Regions from separate parts of the Homo sapiens genome. Here region 2 is linked to region 1. A link is an interaction called in ENCODE POLR2A ChIA-PET data of the cell type or tissue named here. Cell type or tissue: GM12878. All regions are shown on one strand. Region 1 has its middle 54 kb from the start of ELDR. Region 2 overlaps VOPP1 (VOPP1 WW domain binding protein).

What was found. Peaks named below come from ENCODE experiments on the same cell type or tissue, not always from the same donor. Only the 100,000 strongest peaks of a DNase experiment are listed, where the experiment ranks them.
Region 2: POLR2A ChIA-PET joins it to region 1 with 17 read pairs; 3 of 35 experiments call an interaction of 5 or more read pairs at or near these places.

The regions. Positions count from the first base shown.
Region 1 is chr7:55,308,023-55,310,522 of GRCh38, reverse strand. No RefSeq gene overlaps it. Among named protein-coding and RNA genes, the nearest start is that of ELDR, 54 kb to the right of the region's middle. In GM12878, no CTCF peak of the experiment used is centred here; DNase peaks (open chromatin) are centred at 662 and 1,352; H3K27ac peaks cover 1,932 bases.
Region 2 is chr7:55,533,513-55,536,012 of GRCh38, reverse strand. The region is part of intron 1 of VOPP1 (VOPP1 WW domain binding protein); the gene reads left to right. Among named protein-coding and RNA genes, the nearest start is that of VOPP1, 38 kb to the left of the region's middle. RefSeq lists enhancers at 1-206, 927-1,086, 1,107-1,716, 1,757-1,816, 2,157-2,226 and 1 more. In GM12878, no CTCF peak of the experiment used is centred here; DNase peaks (open chromatin) are centred at 1,502 and 2,442; H3K4me3 peaks cover 2,055 bases; H3K27ac peaks cover 2,398 bases.

The DNA.
Region 1 (2,500 bases):
CACTGTCCAGCCTGTGGCTCTCTTCTCTAGCTGCCTGTGCTTCAGGAGTGCTGGTAACTGCCTCCTTCGGTTCCCTGGCTCCCACCCTCCATAGGTCCTTGGCGCTTCCTCTTCCTTTTGCCTGGCAGGCTCTCACTTTCCCTTACCTCCCTTCACTCTGCTCCTGCAGCTCCTGCAGATTTTAGTGCAGAGACCTTCTCACCAGGGAGGCCTTTCTGCATTTCCCAGACTGACTGGGAACGCCTAGTTGCAGCACTATAATTGTGATTAACCAGTAGTGTAATTGGTTGTTGGAAGTCTGAATCTTATGTGAAAACATCAGCTCTGCAGTGGCAGGGGCTGTATCCCCAGAGCCTATTGTGGGGCTTCCACCTAGAAGGGCCTCAAAGGACTATGAGCAAATGAATGAAACATGTGGTACCTAACGAATACCACTTCTGGTACACAGTAGGCACTCAGTAAATCCTTGAGGAATGGCTGACTATGTAAATGTCCTTGCGTCTACATTTTATTCAGCTTGAATGAATGAGATTTTCAGAATCTGTGTCCAGTTCCTGTCCTAGCAAACCAGGTCGAAGGCATCATGCTCTTCTGAGAGGTGTTTCTTCACTTTCCTTCAGTTTCAAATTTATTTGTAATGACAAGTAAAGGTGCTAAAACCACTACTACCAGAGTGCAGCTGGGGATTTTCTATGGCTCTGACTTCAGACAGCAAATTTAGATACTCCCTGACTCCTGAGAAATAACGGTTCCCATCCACACTTCATTTTCCATTCCTTTGACACTGACTTTTATTGGACAATCTTAATTCTTCAGCATTCCTGATGGCGTGTTTAACAGGCTTCCTGGTTTCTTGAGCTCACAAAGCAGAGCAGCCAAGTCACAGATGGAGTGACTTCTGAGCCCCGACTTAGTGTGGGCACCAAAGGCATGGGAGGAGGAGCACGGGACTCTAACCGAGCTGGAGGAACCGTGTCTGGAAGGTTGAGGCCCAAATGTGCAGGGGCCAAAAATGTAGAGGTCAAGGCAGAAAACCAGAGTGAATATCATGTTCGTGGTAGGAAATGTCCAGTTGTGTCAGTGTGAATCACACAGAAGGTGTGGAGGCAGTCAGCTCCAGACAAGTGGGCTAAAGTCTCTGAGCATGTGTCCTCACCTGTAAAACGGGGCTAATGAGCGCCCACTGCATGTGCTTGTGAGGATGAAATGAGCTGGCGGCTCAGGCCTGGTGTGGTAATGAAATGAGCTGGTGGTTGAGGCCTAGTGTAGTAATGAAATGAGCTGGTTATTGAGGCCTAGTGTGGTAACGAGCGCCCACCGCATGGGCTTGTGAGGAGGAAATGAGCTGGTGGCTCAGGCCTGGTGTGGTAACGAAATGAGCTGGTTGTTGAGGCCTAGTGTGGTAACGAGTGCCCACCGCATGGGCTTGTGAGGAGGAAATGAGCTGGTGGTTCAGGCCTGTTGCAGTAACCAGCACCCACAGCATAGGCTTGTTGTGAAGATGAAATGAGTTAGTGTTTCAGGCCTGGTACACAGTAGGTGCTATTTAGGCATTAGCCATTACTGTCAACTCACGTTTAGCTTGCATTTGGGGGAGTTTCAGCTTCAGATTAGGAAGGTTATAACTCCCAGGAGGAAACAGCCCAGGATAAATGATGAAACCTACAATCAGGGATCACAAACTACATGCAAAAAGAGGCCAGGAAGCCAATATGACCAAGCCAGAGAGCCAGGTGGAAACTTACACAGGAGAGATGCATGCCTCCCTCAGGGGCAGCAGCTGCTGAGCCCAGGAGACCCAACACTCTAGGGAATGTGGGCCCAGCAGGGTCACAACTTCCAAATTTTCAAGAGCAGCTGGGAATCCTGATTTTATATGAGGTCCTCAATGTTCAATGTTGGCAATAAATTCAAAGTTGTCTTGTTACTTTGGAAAGATATAAAAGTAAAAGTTGCTTTGTTACTTTGGCAGGGTTGCCAGACCATGATAGGCATGGTCTGGATACGGCCAAGGCTTGCTAGCCTGTGACCGCCACTGAGAGATTATCTGGTTGCTCTAGAGGTCTGACCCAAAGGAATTTCAGACACTGAGCAGCTGAACATACTAATGACCAGACGGCTTTCAACACCAGAGGTATTTGGAGTATGTGAGTTGCTCAAAGATGAGCAAGTGTTTCCCTTGATAAGAGAGGAGATAGATTTTATATAATATAGTTGGGAGATTTGTAAAATAGTTTAGCAATGAATTGCCTGTCTGTGCTTAGAAAAGCAAGAAGTGGCTAGAATTTGGCATTGGATTTGATGAAAAACTATGCAAACCAGCTTTTTGTTTCTTTCTTTGTTTTTTTGTTTTCGGACACAGGGTCTTGCTCTGTCACCCAGGCTGGAGTGCAGTGGTGCAATCATGAATCACTGAAGCCTCAGTCTCCCATGCTCAAGTGATTCTCCTGCCTCAGCCTCCCAACTACCTGGGACTGCCTGTATGCACCTCCACAGTCAG
Region 2 (2,500 bases), 230 kb before region 1:
GAGGAGCCAGGGCCCTGAGTGCATGATCCTTGCTTGGCACAGAGTGTGGGTCAGGTGTAGGAAAGAGTCGGTCGTCATCAAGGAAAGAACACTGTCTTTGGAGATAGTCTCAGACCTGCGGTAAGTTGATGTCTGCCTGCCCAGCCTCTGCACAGAGGGACAGTGCCCCAACTGCATCCTGGGATGGCAGACACAGTGCTGAGCATGTCTGCTGGTTGAGGGCAGCCCACTCCTTCCCATGGTCTCATTAGGACCAAATAAGTTCACGGAAGGGAAGATTCCTTGTAAGCTGAAGTGCTGAGAGTTAAATTTAATCAGAGCCCCAAGGGGGAAAACTAACAACTCACCTTCTGGAAGTCTCGAAAATTTTCATCCAAGTGACACTGAGGCTGAGGCTCCGTTGGTGGAAACTCTGAAGAAGTGTTTTCCAGATGGAAGTGAATAGACCTAGGGTTCTCTAGAGGTGCATGGATGGAAATGGCTGCGGGGCGGGGGACTGGGAGGAGCGGCAGAGACAGGAAGAGCCAATGGCATGTGGGGGCGGCCAGGCCAGAAGGACACTCCCTGGGGTCTGTACTTCACCCTCAGTGAGGCAGCAGGGTTTCCAGGGGGAGCCTGCCCCAGTGCCCTCTGAGCTCACTGAGCTTTGCCCTGATCAGTCAGCCCCACTCTTTTTGCTTGTTTGTGTAATGAAGCCCACTGAAGATAAAATTGCATTCAGAAGAAAGAAAATTATGACCTCAAGGGGAAGCAAAGAGAAACCCACAGTGAATGGGGAGCCCCTGGAGATTTTCTAGCAGGAGTTGGTGTGCTGTGTGCCCTCCTTTCCTATTCTCTATGACAGAGCCCTGCGTAGCCCCCTGAGCTTTGTCAAGGCTGCTGAGAGGTTTAGGGGCAGGTGCAGTGTCAGGAGTCCCCCAGCCAGGCCCTGGCACTAGAGGCCATGCGGCCAGACTTGGATGTGGCAGTGGTCTTGGGGCAGGTGCTGCAGGCTCTACCACTCTTCAACTGTGTCTTCCTGTTCTCCTCTTCTCCCATCAGCAAGCTCACCCCCTGGCTTTTGATGCCAGCCTCCTTTGTGGTGTGGCAGGAATGTCCTGGGAAGAGACAAGGCTTGACCACGTGGATGGAGTGGGAAGACAGGAGGCACTGGGGACAGCATGTGGCTGGGGTGAGCTAGTGGGCGGTGGTACTTTCCCCAAAGTCCAGAGCACTGGGTGGGAGCAGCGCTCAGCTGTAGGGATGTCTGGTGTGAGGTTCTTCTGGGCACCTGGCAGAGATCCCAGGTGGCAACTGGCAGAAGGTCCCCAGCTCAGAGTGGGCCCTGCATGGCGTTGTATGCTGGTGTTCTTTTGTGGGCAGGACACCTGCAAGAGGGCTACAGCTGGAGAAATGGGTGGGGAGGAGTGGCTGTTGACAGCTCCCTGGGCCCAGAGAGAATTGAGTCAGAATTGGGGAAATTGCAGAGCGAGCTCAAAAGCAGAAACCCAGTTGGGGGAAAGTACTGAGCCCAGGGCTCTAAATGACTAATGCAGAAATGATGTTAAGTTTACCTCCAGTCAGAGTGAAACTTTGGGCAGCCCCCGCTCCCTACACGCAGCTGCCCTTCAGGGGAAGTGAGAATTGGCCCAAGCCACAGGTGACCATGACAGGACCTTGCACTAGCTGAGACCCGAGGGTTTAGGAAATTATATGAGAAATGAAGCAAGAGATGATTATCTTTTGACAGCCAAGTCCCCAGATGGAATTTAGATATTTGAACTAGGCCTAAGGAATGTCTGTCTATTAAGTGTCTGTAGAAATTTCTGTCATCTGCTTGCACTTGCTGTTTTACTCTGCTACCATTCTTTTCTCTCTCCATCTCGTAAAAAAAAAAAAAAAGCTACATGAAATGATTTCCTTCACGGATTTTAACAAGCCAGGACACAGTGACAGCTATTAGAAATTATAGCTGACAGGGCTGGGAGACAGCTGTACAGTTTGCTGGTGACCTTGCACAAATGAGTTGTTTTGGGTGGAAAAGCTGTTGCTTATTTACAACACTGAGGCAGAGTTGTTGCTTTTGGATCTGAGTTTTGCCATCCTCCTTCCTGTGGGTGTTTTCACTCATCTACCTCCCTACCCACCCACCACACACTGGGTACGAGAAAAGGTAAGAAGAAAAGACTGGGAGGATCAGAGGATATGAAGGTCAGTCCCCAGACAACATCATCGAAGTTCACCCCATCACTATGTTGATGACTGAGGAGGGAAAGCCAGGTAGGGATTTAGGATTAACCTGAGTGCTGTTCTACATTCAGCCTCCCTTGCTAGTCTCCCTGATGGGGACTTTCCTTTGGTGGGTAGTATGAGGGGTTCTTTGAGTTAGCAGAGTCCCTTCCATCTGAAGAAGCTGAGGCTCAGGGGAGTTTCCAGGCAGTGAGACCCTAGGTCCGGAAGGTTCCCTGATGTGGTGTCCCACATAGCTGCTTCCTCTTTCGTGGTTAAAAGCAGATGGCAG